Linked DNA regions of Homo sapiens: regions 1 and 2 are each linked to region 3. The links are chromatin contacts, found by Hi-C or POLR2A ChIA-PET in ENCODE. All regions are on one chromosome and are shown on one strand. Each heading gives the region's core, a stretch centred on a gene start or an enhancer-like site at or near the end of the contact. The rest is flanking DNA. Distances are from core to core; before and after follow the strand shown.

Region 1 (2,874 bases), core at 375-2,874, 2.1 Mb after region 3:
AGCTGAGACAACCCCTTCTCACAACATACAATATGGGTACATCTTTTCTTCCAATGGAAATTTGGCTTCAGGGGTGCTTTCTAGAAAAATAAAAAGTGAGGAAGAATGCCGATTCCTCTGGAATGCGCGTGCCTCCTTAATTTGGTAGCCATGTATCTAGTTTTCCACCCCCTCTTCTCTTCCTCCACTCCCATTATCCCTTTACTAGGATCATTCCATCACTTCACTCTCCTTCATTTCCACCTTTCCCTCTCAATATCTTCCTTCCTAAACCTCAAGCTTCCTGAATCCTCATCTGCCCCAGTCCTTCTTTACGCAACTGCTAACTTCTCATCTTTCCTTACTCTTGAGTCACATGGGATCTTTTATCAAGGTCCCCCCTCTAGCCACACCTTTACCCTGCATTAGTTTACATGCCCTCGGGAAGAGGATTGGTAGTGGGAGGACTGTTACCTAATTCTGCTCCTTTAGTCACAGTGAGGGTCAGTGATTGTAGGAAAAGCCCAAACTCCCCGGGGTCCAACCTGGGAAGAAGACCCTATTTCTGATGGGCAAATTATAAAGAGGAAAGGGCGGGTCTAGCCTCCGCGGGTCTCCTTAAAAGGGGCGGGCTTTGTCCCTTTTGCACCACTCACAAAGGGGTTGAGCCCAGAGCTTTCCTGCTCTGAAGGTTTAAAACGGAGTTGAAGTCAATCCTGTTCTACTCTGTGTACAACATTAAGAAAGGGGTGGGCCTTTAGTTCAGTTTTGCTCTGTAAATCACCTAATATGGGGAGGGCTGAGTCGTCCAGCCGAATGAGTTGGGTTAACACCAGCGCCGCAGATCGATGTTCCCACTATCCAAACGTCGGGCTAATCCCAGTTCTGCTCCCTTAACTAAAAGGGAGGGGCAGACCCAAGTTCTGCTCTCTACGTCACCAAAGGAGGTTGGAGCCATTTTGAACCCTGCGACCCTAGTGTTTTCCCTCTTTTCCTAGCTCTTCGCCGTCTTTCCCGATGTCGGCCAATCAGGGGAAAAGGAAAAGGCCCAATCAGCAGAAAGTCCACAGCTGAAGGACCCGGATGAAGCGAGCCTAGGACTTTGAAGTGCAAGCCTCGCCAATTGTAGAGCAGTCACCATGGCGACAAGATAGGGGTGAAGAGGTGGAAAAAGAGAAGGTTAAACCCTCACAGGATTGGCCCACCCCCGTCCCGCCGCGTGCTGCGCAGGCGCGTTTTACCTAACCACCATTTTCCGTCAAGTTTTAGCCAATGAGTTGATTTGGAGCCATACGCTCCAAAGTCCAATAGCAATCCGGACATTCTCTAAAAGAGGAAGCGAAGGAAAGAAAGGGGCTTATAGTGGGCGAGGTCTATAGGTAGTCCCGAGCAAATTGCTTATGGCTTTGGTTATGACTGACAACTACTCAGACGAATAAAGCCCTCCTTGGCCAGGCGACAGCGTGTAGCGAGTTATTACCAATCCCTTGGCATTGCACATTGACTTAGACCGTATCAGCCAATAGCCATTGTGCGAAGGCAGGACTGCACTAACCTTTTCCCGCCCCTACCCTTTGGGCCAATCCTTTCTTTTGAATTCTTTGTGACTGGCAGGCATTCAGACCAATAGTGATTAGGAAACCTTGAAGCCTGCCCAACGATCGTGGGCAGGAGGTGGTTTCTGGTTTGTTGGGGCGTGTGTATGTGTATTTGGGGGGACTGAAGGGTACGTGGGGCGAAACAAAACCGGCCATGGCAGCAGCGGAGGAGGAGGACGGGGGCCCCGAAGGGCCAAATCGCGAGCGGGGCGGGGCGGGCGCGACCTTCGAATGTAATATATGTTTGGAGACTGCTCGGGAAGCTGTGGTCAGTGTGTGTGGCCACCTGTACTGGTGAGAATCGAGGAGGGGGGCGGGAGGTGGTGGGTCTCGCTTATATACTGGAGAGGCTAGGAGCGAATAATCATACAGTCATACAGATAATCGGAGGGCACGTTCCCATAGGTGAAGCCCGACAGGAGACATAAGACTTTGCTGGTATGTGTGGGTGGGAGTATAACGGTCGAGATCTGTGGAAAGAAAGGTCTTAGGAACCAGGAGCTGAGGCACGTGATGTGCTGAGAAGAGAAGGTGGGGCGGGGAGTGGCAGGACAATGTGAGACCCGAGCCACCTTACCCCAGAGAAGTGAGGGGTCTTAGCTGTGCAGGTGGAAACAAGTGAGACACAAAGGTTAAGGGAGGCACGCATCAGTTGAGTCGGGGAGAACCAGGAAATATGGATCACATTCAGATGAGATCTGGGAGGGGGCTGGTATAAGGGCACTGTGGAGAGGCAGACTTGAAAGGTTAAAGGGTCATAAAGATAGGGACATTATTGAGCTTGAAAGTGAGTAATGGGGGAATGTGCTAGTAAAGGGGTTTGGTTTGGAGTGATGGGGTTGGGGTTGAAAAGAGGAGACCCAGAAAGAGGTGGCTGAAGGAAATTAGAAATTAACTTGAAAGGCAGAAAAGAGAGGGCACGAAAATTTGTATGTGTTTGTTGGGGAGAGGAGAAAGGAGAGGGTTGAGTGTGTTGAGGATGGACAGAGCTTTAGGTGTTGGAAGATCAGACAAGCAGGAAGGCTAACTAAGTTGGCTGGCATGGTAGAGGTTGCAGAAAATCTGAAAAGCAACAGCAGGTTGCTTGGGAAGAGGGGTTAGATGGGATTCTGCGAAGTCTAGGGTCTGTGTCTCTCTTTTCTGTAGCTAGTTTGACCTTTTTTTTTTTTTCTCCCCCATCCAGTTGGCCATGTCTTCATCAGGTGCGTACTCAGGAGATGAAGAGGGAAATGGGGAGGTCTGAGGAGCTGTAAGACCCTCTTGTATACTGGAAACCACCTTTTTTCTCCCCAGTGGC
Region 2 (2,700 bases), core at 1-2,500, 2.8 Mb after region 3:
GTGTGTCCTAAATCAATATCCACTTCCACTTTGTTGCAGAGTTGGCCTCCTGTGGAAAGGAGAGCCCAGCTCCCCAGATTCTGCCTGCTGGAGCGTATACACTCACTAATGTAGGACCCAGCTGAGGCCCGAGAATCCACTGCTGCAATCACTCCATGCTGGAACTTGAAGGCGAGCGTGGTGGTGCCATGGGCCATCTCAATCTGAACGTTCCTTTCTCCGTCCCCACCCAGGGACTGGAAGAATTCTGTGGGCTGATAAGAGAAAAGAGGTTGAGAAAGGCAATGAAAAATTCTGTAGTAAGAGGCTCCAGGAAAAGGTTTTAGGGAGTATGAGGGTGAGGAGATATGCAGAAATGATCTAACCATCAATAAATGAAACAGTTAATAACCAATCTCTAGAAGGAAATGGCTTGGGAGAAGGAAAAGAAGAGGCATGCCAGTATCAACCTTTTCCATTTTCCAGCACAACAGAAATGAAAGCAAGCACATGTTACCATTACTAAAAAATTTTGAGAGTGACTTAAAGGGTTTCTTCCATGCATAAAGCATTCAACCCTCACAAAACACGTTTAGTAACAGTATCCTCACTTTACAGAAGAGGGGCTTGGGACCTAGACTAAGTGACTTGTTCTAAGTCGCGCAACAGTGAGTTGCTGAGAGGAGGCCAGCAGGCAAATTTCATAGGTTTCCCAAGACACCACACACCTCCTATATCATGTGATAACCCCATGAAAAAGGCTCCACCATTTGTGTGTGGACAAGGGCAGGAAAGTTCTCTTGTCTTCCTTTGGGAGCCCCCACCTCACCTGTAACTCTTTGTCCTAACTTGCACTTCCTCCTCTCAGGCCCCATCCCCATGTGGCCTCTTCTTTGGGTCTGGCGCTCTCCGGGACTGAAGGCTACCCCCGACCCTGTACCCCGCGCTCCCGCTCTCGCCTCCTCCTCTCAGGCGACCCTCCACTCCTCAGCGCCCGCCTCCCTGCATCCCTAGGGGCTTCCCTACTGCCCCGACCTGCATTCCCCGGGGTAAAGCGAGCTCTGGAGATCGCATAGAGAAACTGTAGTGTCCTGGGTCCGAGCGACGCCCGCTTCCCGCAACCGGGAGAGCCGATTCCGGCCGCTGCCCTCGGGGGGCTCCGCATACATCTAGTAGCGCCATGACCGCCCAGCACCCAGAGATCTGTCCGCTCTCGGAGGAGGAAGTGAAAGCGAAAGCCACAGATCGAAGGGGAGGGAACAAGACTCTTTTCCACATCCCCCTGCCTTTTCCGAGAAAAGGACAGTTAGTGCCTGGACCAGGACCATCACACTGGGGACCGGCTTCTCTGCTCTCCCGTTATGGGGGTCGGGGGAATGATGGGTCAAGGGTCTTCCGAAGAAAGCGAGAAAGGAACAGGCGCCTTCAAAAGCCCACTTGGCGATGGGTTACAGTAAGAGGTACCTCCAGGCCCGGGCATCCGCTGGAAACAGGGGTGGGTAGGGTCGTGTCATCTAAAGGCGCAGCTTCAACCAGAAGACTAGAAGTCAGCCAGGAGCTGGGAGTAGTGTCACGCGGGGTGGGGGTTCCTATGAGCATCACTTTACAAAACCAGGAGGGACGGAAGTGCGAGGGGGCAGAGTCTTGGAAACAGGTCCTGGGCCAACTGCAACAGAATATACCCGCCGCGTGTAGGGGAAGGCGGCGCCAGGGAGAGGGCGCAGTCTCTGAATCTTTCCACGGGGTCCATCCTAGGGCCCCTCCAGGTTCAACGGTCTCCTAACCTGTAGTCACCCACAAGAGCGTGCCCTTTCTGCCCGCCCTTCCTAGCGTTGCTCCCTGCTTGGCTGAGCACTGCGGAGTTTCACGCCTCTAAACCCCGCCTCTTCTTGCAACCTGTGTTGGCCTCATCTACCCAGCAACTGTCGACGTCACACGACCTGGGCCTCCCTGAATGGGAGATATTTACTAGGCAATCCCGCCTACTGTTCTGAGGTTTCCCCTCCAGGTGCAGCTTCAGAGCCAGGCGAGCCAGGAAGGACCAGCGGGCGAGGTGGTGAGTTGTGAGGCGCGCCCAGTCCCTCTGTTCCCGCCTGGCACTTGCTCTGGCCGCGCCCGCCCCATCTGCCACTTCGGAGAGGCCACGGCTCTGAGCTGCGGCCGCTAGTGCCCTGATGGGCCCTGTGGCTGGGGTCTTGCACATTCTTGGGGGTGGGCCTAAGGGGATAGGGGAAGTGGAAGGGGCCTCATAGGAATTAAAAAGCTTAAGGGAAAAGGTGATGCAGTTAGGGGGTAAAACATTGAGGATGATAAAAGAGGAGACATCCGCAGCTGAAAAGTGCGCTGCAAAAGGCAGTGGGCCGTTTGGTGTGCCGGAAACATAAGAAACCACAGTACAAAACACCAATTTTATTATAAATATCAAGAACCTACAGGGTGTTTATGGGCCAGCATATGCCTTCAGTTATGTTGAAAATAGCTGATCATCTTTCCGTACATTCTGAACATTTCTCAGTTTCAGAGTGCTGGCCACACCAAAGCATCAGCCCTGGCTCTAAACTCCGTTACAGTAAGGAATTACAAATCCTGTGTTTGTACTCCAGGAAGTCTGCATTATCACGAGGAGCTTGGAAAGGAGGTAACACACTCAAGGCAAATTTCAAGTAACTCATCCTGGAGGCAGCTGCCTACTCTGCAGCTGTGGTTCTCCACCACAGAGAG
Region 3 (2,738 bases), core at 164-2,663:
ATGTGGCTCTGTATATGTGTGTTGCTATATATGTGTTTGGTTTTTTTAATGGACTAGACATGCTGAACTATATCTTGCTTTTTTCTGTTTGAACTAAAAACTTTCAAGGGGAACAAATGCATACTCAGGTCCCGCATTCCTTGGCTCAAATAGTGATCAAGGGGTTACTGTAATAATTATCATATAATTGTGTGGCCCTTTATATATATTCAGAGCTCTCAAACATAGCTATCTTGTTTGACCCCCACAGCAACCTGGAGAATGGGCAGGGCAGTCTTCCCCACTGTACGTTTGAACTGTTCTGGCAGTTGACTTTCCTGACCCACTCCTGAAATCTGAAACAAACCTGTTCATGTTTCTACCCTACTTTAAGCCTTTCTCTGGCCCATAACAGTGATTGGATTAAGCTTAATTTCTTAGCAAAGCATACAGGTTCTTCCATATAACCACTGCCTACCTGTCAAGCTTCATCTGGCACTCCCTCAGATCCAAGCGGTACAAAACTCCATTTCCTGTAGTGCACACATCTACAACTTTTTAAGCTGCTCTTCTAAAAAAACCTACTTGTCGGCCTTCCTGGTTCTTGTTTTACCACTTTCTTTTGCTCTCTAAGAAACGTGCATATATTTTTATAAAATAGCCTATACTGTAATTTACGACCATTTCTCTGCTTCATCCTACTCATCACCCCAGAGAGAACGAATATGTTGGCAGTATGTAACTACATTCAGATTTACAAATCAGACATGGCATTTGTTAATGCCCCAGTGTTTCATATTTTTGTTAGTTTTCAGCATGCCTGTCTTTCCTACTAGAGCTAAAAGGCAGGGTCTGAGCGTCTTACGCGCCTCCATCTTCAAGGCGTAGCACAGTGACTGAAAAAAACTGACGTTGAACGTGCACTAAACTGAACTGCTCAAACACCTACAGGCACAGGGCGAGGGGTAGAACCACATCGCTTGACTCTTAAGTGTGTTTCCAACTGCTCCCACTTCCCGTTTTCTTTAGAGAAACCCAGACCAAACAAGGAAAGGGAAATAGGCCACGGTAGGGTCATTACTATTGCTCCTTAAGCTTCCTCGCCGGTCCACCTACCCAGACAAGGCAAACGGAAATCTGCAGCAGGACTCAGCTTGGTGCACACAACTCCGCCCTCGCCACACCCACTCTGCAGCGTCTGGCCCGGCAATACCCATCTGGGCGCCCCTCCTGCTTCCTCTAGGCTGTGAGTACGCGTGCTGCCCCAGACTCTCCCTCCTCCACCCACACCCGCAGTGACACCCCTTCCGCCAAATTTGTTTCTCTTTCTTTCAGCGCCTGCGCGCTGTCACGTTACGGCGGAACTAATCCAGCGACGCCTGCGCTTTGACGCATTTGGTGCCGTGGAAGGGAAAAAGGGGGACTGCAGTATGCGTCACACCCGGAAGCGGCGAGCCGGAAGTGGGGTTAGCCAGGTTATCCCCAGGGGTGGAGAAGCGGAGGCCCAGGAGGAGGGGGAATAAAGAAGGTGGAGGATCCTGGCTACCACTCTGAATCCGATACCGCTTCTCTTAGACCTCAGCGACAGAAAAAGGGAAGGGTGTCTCATCCCCCTTCCTCCTCTCCTCCCTGTCCTGAGCCTTAGCCATGGCCGAGGCAGGGGCTGGGCTGAGCGAGACCGTCACTGAGACAACGGTTACCGTGACAACCGAGCCCGTGAGAAAGGCGGGGGGGCGGTGCTGTTTAGGGGTCTGGGAGATACTGGGAGGGAGGGGACAGGGATTAGAAGAGTTGTTGGAGGAGCTAGGCCTAGGGATATGGGAGGTGTGGGGTTGAATATCTAGGGCTGGGAGAATCGGAAGGTATTGGAGCTATTTGGAGTGGCAGAGATGGTGCAGGAGGCAGGTCAAGGAACTTGTAATAGGGAGGTACAGTTAGGATATAGGTGTTGCTGCTTGGGGTGGTTATGTGTGTAAGTAATAAACGAAAGGGAAATTGAGGATTAAGGAGCCAGGAAGATGTTGGGAGGAAATCAAAGGTAGTGTAAGAAAGCATGGTTGGAGGCCAACTTATCAATATTATCAATATTGATATTCGAATAAATATTTATTGAATGGATGAATGTAAAAGGAAGTGGCAGGAATGAGGAAACAAGAAAAGGAGATGAAAAGAGGTATTTTGAGAAATCAGAGAGCAAAGATGTAAATGGAGAAACAAGAAGTATTTATCCAAAAACATGTTAAGTTGCCTTCAAAGGGAGAAGGTTGCATTGGGCTTAATACTCTTGGATTAAAGGAAGTTTAGTAATTAATAGATTAGTAATACTTGCTACTAGAGATGCCAGGATGCCAGAGAATAGGTGGATAAGAGGTAGGGAGGGCTGGAGCTTGAGAATGAGAGAGGTTTTGTTTGTTTTTTTAAGAGAAAAAGAATAGGGGATCTGGAAAAAGGAAGGGAGATCAAAGATTAGGTGCTGGGGACTGAAAAATAATTTTCATGTATTAATACTACCAAGGATGATTTGGGGAGGAAGACGGAGAAACAGCAAGGATTATATTTTCCTTTGAAGAGTTGCTGGGACCTTTCCTAGGTTAGGAATTGTGTCTTCTCTTATACTGGTGGTATAAGAACAGGAAATAATACTTATTCCTCAAGGGACTATCTGAGGTAAAAGACCTGTTCTGTTTTATCTTCTGTCAGCTCCTCTGGTGCTATGCCTATGGTACTGATTGAGCTAAAGAAGAAAAGAGAGGAGGTTC

The links. Hi-C counts contacts between places; a loop is a spot of excess contacts on that map. ChIA-PET counts read pairs that join two places held with the same protein, here RNA polymerase II (POLR2A). Pooled maps may share reads with other maps.
Region 1: a loop to region 3 is called in a map of CD8-positive, alpha-beta T cell, with 8 times the contacts of the local background. The contact joins the promoter of RNF5 here to the promoter of PPP1R11 in region 3. A Hi-C loop is called at or near these places in 2 of 168 maps with a recorded cell type or tissue (CD8-positive, alpha-beta T cell and naive thymus-derived CD4-positive, alpha-beta T cell) and 11 of 50 pooled maps.
Region 2: a loop to region 3 is called in a map of CD4-positive, alpha-beta T cell, with 5 times the contacts of the local background. The contact joins the promoter of PSMB8-AS1 here to the promoter of PPP1R11 in region 3. A Hi-C loop is called at or near these places in 2 of 168 maps with a recorded cell type or tissue (CD4-positive, alpha-beta T cell and naive thymus-derived CD4-positive, alpha-beta T cell) and 10 of 50 pooled maps. POLR2A ChIA-PET finds 5 or more read pairs at or near these places in 2 of 52 experiments (CD4-positive, alpha-beta T cell and CD4-positive, alpha-beta memory T cell).

The regions. Positions count from the first base shown.
Region 1 is chr6:32,176,781-32,179,654 of GRCh38, forward strand. It overlaps RNF5 (ring finger protein 5), which reads left to right and starts at 1,625. Exons shown (of 6, transcript NM_006913.4): 1 at 1,625-1,871; 2 at 2,761-2,779; 3 at 2,871-2,874. The coding sequence starts at 1,732. It also overlaps a transcript of AGPAT1 not described here. RefSeq lists an enhancer at 1,385-1,913.
Region 2 is chr6:32,842,836-32,845,535 of GRCh38, forward strand. PSMB8-AS1 (PSMB8 antisense RNA 1) reads left to right here and starts at 1,251. Exons shown (of 2, transcript NR_037176.1): 1 at 1,251-1,439; 2 at 2,583-2,700. PSMB8 (proteasome 20S subunit beta 8) reads right to left here and starts at 1,212. Exons shown (of 6, transcript NM_148919.4): 1 at 1,015-1,212; 2 at 107-254. The coding sequence starts at 1,161. It overlaps TAP1 (transporter 1, ATP binding cassette subfamily B member), which reads right to left. Exons shown (of 11, transcript NM_000593.6): 11 at 2,374-2,700.
Region 3 is chr6:30,065,785-30,068,522 of GRCh38, forward strand. PPP1R11 (protein phosphatase 1 regulatory inhibitor subunit 11) reads left to right here and starts at 1,414. Exons shown (of 3, transcript NM_021959.3): 1 at 1,414-1,695. The coding sequence starts at 1,627.